Regions from separate parts of the Homo sapiens genome. Here region 2 is linked to region 1. Evidence: read pairs that join two places in POLR2A ChIA-PET (ENCODE). Cell type or tissue: endothelial cell of umbilical vein. All regions are shown on one strand. Links, peaks and the distances in the headings refer to the core of each region. The heading gives the core; the rest is flanking DNA.

Evidence for each region. ChIA-PET counts read pairs that join two places held together with the same protein. Peaks named below come from ENCODE experiments on the same cell type or tissue, not always from the same donor. Only the 100,000 strongest peaks of a DNase experiment are listed, where the experiment ranks them.
Region 2: POLR2A ChIA-PET joins it to region 1 with 8 read pairs; 2 of 35 experiments call an interaction of 5 or more read pairs at or near these places.

What each region holds. Positions count from the first base shown.
Region 1 is chr12:49,781,535-49,785,922 of GRCh38, reverse strand. No RefSeq gene overlaps it. Among named protein-coding and RNA genes, the nearest start is that of TMBIM6, 42 kb to the right of the region's middle. In endothelial cell of umbilical vein, for the core only: no CTCF peak of the experiment used is centred there; DNase peaks (open chromatin) are centred at 952 and 1,742; H3K27ac peaks cover 2,674 bases.
Region 2 is chr12:49,884,666-49,889,053 of GRCh38, reverse strand. It overlaps FAIM2 (Fas apoptotic inhibitory molecule 2), which reads left to right. Exons shown (of 12, transcript NM_012306.4): 11 at 1,615-1,668. Among named protein-coding and RNA genes, the nearest start is that of FAIM2, 17 kb to the left of the region's middle. RefSeq lists enhancers at 1-415, 416-1,204, 1,205-1,993. In endothelial cell of umbilical vein, for the core only: no CTCF peak of the experiment used is centred there; no DNase peak of the experiment used is centred there; H3K27me3 peaks cover 997 bases.

The sequences.
Region 1 (4,388 bases), core at 169-4,168:
TTAATTGGTTATCCTTTCGGATGTTTTTATTTATTTTTATTTATTGATTGATTTTTGAGACAGTCTCGCTGTGTCACTTAGGCTGGAGTGCAGTGGCGGGATCTCGGCTCAGTGCAACCTCTGCCTCTCAGGTTCAAGTGATTCTCATGCCTCAGCCTCCTGAGTAGCTGGTATTACAGACATGCACCACCACGCCCAGCTAATTTTTGTATTTTTAGTAGAGACAGGGTTTTGCCATGTTGCCCAGGCTGGTCTCAAACTCCTGGCTTCATGTGATCTGCCAGTCTCAGCCTCCCAAAGTGCTGGGGTTACAGGCATGAGCCACTGTTCCTGGCCCCTTTCAGATGTTTTTAAAATCCACATATATACAAGCATATTTATGTTTACCTTTTATTAGACAATGAGATTATCCTGTAGTTACTGATCTTCCCTTTAGCACTCAATAATATATCTTGGAGATTTTTCCAAAACCCATGAATCTCCACTTTTGTACATCATACTTCATTGTATAGACATACTTTATTTATTTGTTTTGTCATGACAACACTGCAGTGAACATTCCATATGTGTCTTTGGCCACTTGTATATTTCCATAAGATAAATTCCTATATTCTCCAGGTATAGTAGCTCATGCCAGTAATTTTAGCACTTTGAAAGGCCAAGGCGGAAAGAATTGCTTGAGGCCGGGAGTTTGAGACCAGCCTGGGCAACATAGTGAGACCCCATCTCTACAAAACCTACAAAAATTAGCCAGATGTGGTGGCACATGCCTGTAGTCCTAGCTACTTGGGAGGCTGAGGCAGGAGGATCCCTTGAGCCCAGAAGTTTGAGGCTACAGCAAGCTATTTTCCTACCACTGCACTCCAGCCTGAGGAACAGGGTAAGAGCCTGTCTCTAAGATAAATAAATAAATTTCTATAAATGGAATTGCTGAGTCATAGAGTATGCTTAGGTTTTTGTTTTTTAAGACAGTGTCTCACTGTCACCCAGGCTTGCATGTAGTGGCGCCATCTCAGCTCACTGCAACCTCCACCTCCCTGGTTCAATTGGTCATCCCACCTCAGCCTCCCCAGTAGCTGGGACCTAGGCGTGCACCACCACACCCAGTTAACTTTTGTATTTTTTGTAGAGATGGGTTTTGCTATGTTGCCCAGGCTGGTCTTGAACTCCTGGGCTCAAGTGATTCACTCACCTTGGACTCCCAAAGTGTTGGGATTAGAGGCATGAGCCACTGCCCTGGCCTTAACTTTGTTTTTTAATAGACATTCATAAGTTACACTCCCACAAGCAACATACAAGTTGAACTGTCTCCCCACTTCTTCCATATCATTGATTGTATCAAACTTCTTGTTAGCCAATTTGGTAGAAGAGATCATGTGGGGTTTTGCGTCAGTGTCGGGACAGCTTTGGCTTTCACTCAAAGTGAAATGGGGAAGCAGTGGAGAGTGATGAGAAGAGACAGTAGAGGGCTGGCACAGAAGCAGGAGCCAGTAAGGAGGCCTCTTCAGGAACCTCATTGAGAGATGCTGGTGACCTGGACCAAGCGGAGACAGTCAGGATGACAGGATTTGCTAACGTAATTGATGTGAGGAAAGAAGAGTCAAGGATAACTCTAAGAGTTTTGGAGCAAATGGAAGGGTGCCATTCACTGATATGGGGAAGACTGGCTAGAGCAGATGTCGGCGGGGAAGGAAGGTCAGGAGTTAAGTGTTGGCCATGTTAAATTTGAGATGCCTGTTGGATAACATCCAAGGGAAAATGTGGAGTAAGCAGTTGGGTTATAGAAGTCCAGAGTTTAGAAAAGAGGCCTGGCTGGAGGCATAAATTAGTAAGTCATCAGCATGTGGATGTTATTTAAAGCCAGAGGACTGGATGAGATCACCAAAGAAGTGAGAAGAGGAAAAGTCTGGGTCCTGACCCCTAGCATACTCCATTCTTTAGAGGTCAGAGGAAACGAGAAGGAAATGGCAAAGGAGGCTGCAGGGTGGTCCTGGGAGAATGTGGGGTCTTGGCATGTAAGTGAAGAAAATGTTTCAAGAAGGATTAAATAATCAGCTGTCACTTCTGCTGATGTGTCTGGCAAAAAGAGGATTGGAAATTGCCTTTTGAGCCAGGCGTTGTGGCACACACCTTTTAGTTCTAGTGCTTTGGGAGGCTGAGGCAGGATGATCACTTGAGCCCAGGAGGTCGAGGATGCAGGGAGCTATGATTGTGCCACTTCATTCCTGGGTAGATGACAGAGTGAGACCCTGTCTCAAAGAAAAAAAAAGAAAATTACCTTTTGGATTTAGCAGCACAGAGGTCACTGGTGACCTTAACAGGAACAGTGATGGAAGTGAAAGCTGTTTTGAGTGGGTCAAGAGCAAATGGGAAAGGAAGAATTGGAGTATAGACAGCTCTTTTTCAGCATTGTGGCACATCCCTATAGCTACTCATGAGGCTGAGGAGGGAAGATCATTGAGCCCAGGAATTGGAGGCAGCAGTGAGCTATGATCACACCACTGCACTCTCCAGCCTGGGCGACAAAGAGAGACCCTGTCTCTAAAAAAATAAAAACAAATAATTTAAGAAACAGAAAATTCTTTTAAGATATAGGGAAGAAAAAGGCACATGCCTATGAGTCCCCCACCAGCTACTCAGGAAGCTGAGGTGGGAGAATCTCTTGAGTTTAAGAGTTCAAGTTTCAAGGCCATCGTGATCTTGTTTTCCCTAGACGCCATCTTTTTTTTTTTTTTTTTGAGATGGCGTCTTGCTCTGTTGCCCAGGCTGGAGTGCAGTGACACGATCTCAGCTCACTGCAACCTCCGTCTCCTGAGTTCAAGCAATTGTCGTGCCTCAGCCTCCTGAATAGCTGGGACTACAGTACAGGCACGTGCCACCACACCTGGCTAATTTTTGTATTTTTAGTAGAGATGGGGTTTCACCATGTTGGCCAGGCTGGTCTTGAACTCCTGACCTCAGGTGATCCACTCACCTCAGCCTCCCAAAGTGCTTGGATTACAGGCGTGACCCACTGTGCCCAGCCTAGACGCCTTCTTTAGGGACAAGTAAGTAGGGTAGAAGAGAGTGGGAGAGGAGATGGGGGTCAAGAAATTAGACTTAGACTTTTAACATTTTAAAGTTTTTATTTTTGAAACTATTTCATACACAAATGTTTCAAATACAGTACAAAGTTTTTTCCTCTCTTAAACTATCTTTTTTTTTTAACAGAGTCTCACTCTGTCACCTAGGCTGGAGTGCAGTGGTGTGATCTCGGCTCACTGAAACCTCCGCCTCCTGGGTTCAAGTGATTCTCCTGCCTCAGCCTCTTGAGTAGCTGGCACTATAAGCACCCGCCATCACCTCTTGAGTAGCTGTCATTATAGGCGTCCCAGTCTTTCACCTAAACTATTTAAGAGTAGGTTGCTAACATGATGTTTTATCACCCCAAACACTTCAGGTTTGTTTACTACAAACAAGGACACTTTCTTATCTTCCCCAATACCATACCATCATCAAAATCAGAAATTAATATTGATAAAAAAACTTATCTACTCCTCAGACCACAGTCAACTTTCACTAATTGTTAGAATAATATCCTTTCTAGCCAGTTTAAAGTCACACATTGCATTCAGTTGTCATGTTTATTTAGTTTCCTTCAATCTGAAACAATTCCTCAGTCTTTCCTAACTTACAGGACTTTGAAATTTTGGAAGATTACAGGTGTTGATATTGATTTGTCTCATTACTAAAAATGCTCATTTTCATTACTCGCTGTCTGCTAGGTTTCTCCGTCACACATTTACTATTTCCCTTTATAATGAATAATTATGTTGTAGGTAGGTACTCTGAAACTATGTAAATATTTAATTTTTATTTAACTTTTTATGTGTTCATTTATTTAAATCAGTATAGAATTATGGTTTCTTATTTTATTCAGTGGTTTATATCTCAAATGCTCAAACTGTCCATGATTTGGCCAGTGGGAGCCCCTTCAAACTGGCTTCTGTGTCTTTTTGACAAATCTTCATCATTCTTCAAAGACGTACTTACTTTCTGCCATAACATGCTCGAGATTCATCTTGGATTTTCCCCAACCCAGTACTGGAATCAAGCATTTTTCCAAAGAGCCCTGTTTTATTTTCGTGGGGAATATTTAGAAACAAAGATCTGGAAGCTGGGTATGTTCATTGTTGTTGGAGTGTTGTTGCTCCCAGGCTCTAAGGGGGGGTTTCTTAAACATAGGAAAAGTTAGCCAGACAGGCCCAGTGGCACATGCCTGTAGTCTTAGCTAGTTGGGAGGCTGAGACAGGAGGACTGCTTGAGCCCAGGAGTCAAGTTCAGCCTGGGCTGCATAGTGAGACCCCCCCATATCTAAAAATTAAAAAAAAAAAAGAAATTACAGCATA
Region 2 (4,388 bases), core at 66-4,065, 100 kb before region 1:
CCCAAGGTGCCGTTCCCTCCCCTATCCGCCAGGGAAGGCCAGGAGCCAAGGCCCCACAGCCTGCCATCCTGTGCGGCCCCTCCTGGCACCTGCCACAGGCGTGCTGGCAGTGTAAGCAAACAAGGAGGCTTTTCTTGTCAGGCCTGGGTACCTGCCTGGCTCCACAAGCCACATCCGGCTTCACTTTTCCCGTCCTCCTCTGTGGGGTGGAGGTGAGATTGAGGGTAGGGTGTGGAGCATTTAAACCCTGGGCAGGGAAGGGAGTACTGGGGCTCCATGAGGCCCGCCAGACCCAGAGGGGCCTTGAAGAAGGGTCTTCTGGGGCTCCTGGGGGATCAGCCAAGTCCAAAGAGGCAGAATCTAGCTGGCCAGGCAGGCGGGACGTGGGGCAGCGGGGCTCGGAGTATACCCACATCCTTAGAGCATCCACCAGCTGGCGGCCAAGTCTCAGCTCTTTTAGAGGTGTCCAGCCTGCCCTGGGGAATCCAACTGAGACTCTGCAGGCACCCAGGCCCCTGCATGTGGAGAAGGGGCAGATTGGGGTCATCACAGGAAGGCCTTGAGATCTGAATCCTGGGAACCCAAGAGATGAGCTGTTGGACCGCTGCTGGGGGCCCAGTGCTTATACCCCTCACCCCCATAGCCACACATGGTACACAGTCCCCCACTGCCCTTTTCTAGTAGGGCTGCGAGCAGTTGTCCTCACATCCCCCTCCCCACCTCCATCCTGCCCAGCCCCAGCCTCCGGGCACTTGGCGTCCAGTCCAGGACGTCAGGATTGGTGCTGGCATTTCCTTGGCTCTTCCCAGGATCCTGTTGACAAAGGGAGGGGCCAGAGCTGGCCTGGGGGCCCTCTGTGTGTCTAGGATGGGGAGGAGTGTTACAGGAAGGGGCCACGGAACTTCAAAGAACCCTTTATTGACCCAGGTCTGGTTGATGGGTTGCCTTTGTTTCCGAGTCTTCTGGAGGAGGGCCCCATGGAGGGCCCTAGTGCGGTGCCTCCTGCAGAGTTTCCCCCACAGCTGGCTGCTCCAGACCTGGAGGAAGACTCAGGGGGCAGAGAGTGGGGAGGTGCTGTTCCAGCCTGTGCTGTTCCAGCTGTTCCTCCACCATGCACAGCTGGCAGAGACTCCAGATGCCCCCCCAACACACCCCTGAGGTCAAGTCTTTGTCCCCTTCTACCTGAGTTCCTTGCCTCCAAGGCAGAGCCCAGGAGTGCCCTGACACAAGGACAGACAGATCCTATGCTGGACAGGGATGAACGCACACTGGGAGGCGGGAGCAGCCTCAAGCAGTCCCAGGCTAGAGGGAGGACAGGGCCCACCGAGAGTCATCTTCATCTGCCCTGAGCCCAGGGCTGTGTGCTGCGGGAAGAACGACCAGGCTCGGGGGAGTTCTCCCACCAGTCCCACCAGGATCGCTCTTATCCCGGGCCTCACTTCACCCACCCTGGGCACACAGAGAATCAGGGGCCACTGTCAGTCCTGGGGCTCCTTAGGGAGCTCTGGGCAGGGCTACCCCGTGTCCTCCATTCTCTGGACTGAACCCTCCTCCCTGCCCCTCTGACTGCTGCCCCTTCTTGTCGTCCCTAAGCCCATTTTTCCTCTGCCGCAGGTGCCCTGGCTCCATGCAGTTTATGCAGCACTGGGAGCGGGTGTATTTACATTGGTGAGTGTGGTCTAGCTCCTTGGCAGCCTCCTTCCCAGCATCCTGACCATCACCCCAGTCCCCTTCTCCTCCCATCTTCCTCACAGCCCTCTTCCCTGGATCCTCGGGAGCACCTGCGGGTAGGGCTAGGCTCGGTGCTGCGTTTGTTTGTTTGTTCATTTGGGGGATTCTACCTGGTTTCCAGGACAGACCGGCTGACCTGGGCAGGAGGGAAGATTGTAACAGCAGGATGGAAGCTGTAGACAGAGGCAAAGCTGGGAAGAGGCATCCCTTCCTCCAGGGGAGGGGCAGCGGTGCTTGCGGGGGCGAGAGAGTGGGGGTATCCTGGCCATGTGGACCAAGTTAGTAGTTACCCTCCTAGGGGCAATCAGGGAAGGCTTCTTGGAGCCAGGGAGATTCCAGGTACCCTGAGAGAGAGACTGTTAGATTGAGCATGTTCTTTGCTGTTCTCACGAAACTGAGAATGTTGATGATGATGATTACGGTTAGGATAACAGTAACAGCTAATATTTATTGAACACTTGCTTCCCCCCAGCCAGCTCTCCATAGCATTTAATTGTCATCTTAAGTCTATAAGATAGGTTCTACTGTTAATAAATTAAGATGGGGAGGCCGGTCACGGTGGCTCACGCCTATAATCCCAGCACTTTGGAAGGCTGAGGAGGGCGGATCATGAGGTCAGGAGATCAAGACCATCCTGGCTAACATGGTGAAACCCCGTCTTTACTAAAAATACAAAAAAAATTAGCCGGGTGTGGTGGCGGGCGCCTGTATTCCAGCTACTCCGGAGGCTGAGGCAGGAGAATGGTGTGAACCCGGGAGGCAGAGCTTGCAGTGAGCCGAGATCGCGCCACTGCACTCCAGCCTGGGCAACAGAGTGAGACTCCGTCTCAAAAATAATAATAATAATAAATAAATTAAGATGGGGAAACTGAAGCTCAGAGATATCAAATAACATGCCCAAGGTCACACAGCATCCTAGGAAGTGATAGGGCCAAACTGGGAACCTGGACAGTCTGATGTGTGTCCCCCTTGGGGTCTGAGGCTAAGTGGGGAGTGGCCGGAAGCAGATGCCCAGGAGGCAAGAGATGACCACGGACAGACACCTGCCTGGAGCTGCCCAACACAGGCCTCCTGCTCAGGTGGGCCCCACGCACCCGAATGCAGTCGTGTTTTAGGACCCACCCAGTTGGGCAAGCTTGTGCTGGTGACATCCTCTCGGAAAGGCATTCAAGGTCAACATTTATTGACAATGGAAGCAGTAACCAGACTCTCCCCTCCCTCGCTGGAACGTTCAGCTCAATTCAAGTGGCCAGAGTTGCAGCTTAGTCAAATTTCCGGAGGCTTGTGGGCGACAGGCTGAGGGGGCTGAAATGGGGGAAGGGATGGGGAGAGAGCTGTGAGCAGAGGTTTTGGGGGCTTTGGATAGGGATCAAGCCTGAGTGAGGGTGTGGCAGGTTCATTCACGCGTCCTCTCCGCAGGTCTTTATAGAGCACCTACTGTGTGTGATGTGCAGCACGGCTGCCCAGATGCCTGGTCAGCAGGGAGAGTGCAGTGCGTGGTGCAGAGTAGCACACAGCCAGTATTGTAGAATGAATAAATGACCTCCAGGCTTGGAACTGGAGGGCTGAGATCTAGATGAGAAAACTGAACTCCAGAGAAATGGAATGATTTGTCCATGGTTTCCCGGCAAGATAATGGCTCAATGTGGTCTTGATCAAGACTAAAGTGTCAGCTTACCCCAGGCTACCTAGGACTTTTCCAGTTTCAGCACTGAAAGCCCCACTTCTTGAGGAGCCCCTAAATCCTGGGCAAACTGGGAGCCTGGCCACCAGAAGACACTAACTTTTCTCAGACCCCGCACCATGCTCTTCCCTCCAGGCAATACTTCCTAAAGAAAGGTTTCAAAGGATGTGGTGGGGAATCGGACTAGGAGAGAAAGAGGAGGGCCACATTCGGGAGAGCTAGTCTGGGCAACAGCGCCTGGAGGCCCTAGAGGGAGGCATTTGCAGGGGACAGAAGAGGGGCCAAGCCAGGGCAGACAGTCTGGTGATGTTGGAGGCAGTGAGCACCCATGGGGGGCCGGCCGGGGAGTTTACTTGGCTTCCCGTGGATCAGGTTACAGCCAGTGTGTGAACCACCTGAGGAAGCCATGCATGCAAGTAGGGCTGGGTGAACAGTAATCCCTTAAATTTGTTTGATAAGCCCTAGTGTTATTAGAATAATAACAATAGTCCCCATCCTCTGTTCCACCCTTTATGTTTTACAAAGCACTTTCACACCTGTTACCTCCCCGCATCTCCACCACAGTCTGGCCAGGGAGTGGGGGCAGGCAGCCCTGAGGCTGTAAGACTTGCTTTCCACATCCAAAGCCCTGGGTGTTAACGGGCTGGCACAGAGTCTTTTTTTTTGAGACGGAGTCTCACTCTGTCGCCCAGGCTGGAGTGCAGTAGCGCGATCTTGGCTGACTGCAAGCTCCACCTCCCAGGTTCACGCCATTCTCCTGCCTCAGTCTCCCAAGGAGCTGGGACTACAGGTGCCCGCCACCATGCCCTGCTAATTTTTTGTATTTTTAGTAGAGACGAGCTTTCACTGTGTTAGCCAGGATGGTCTCGATCTCCTGACCTCGTGATCCGCCCGCCTTGGCCTCCCAAAGTGCTGGGATTACAGGCGTGAGTGACCATGCCCGTCCTGGCACAGATTCTTATGGCCAGTAACA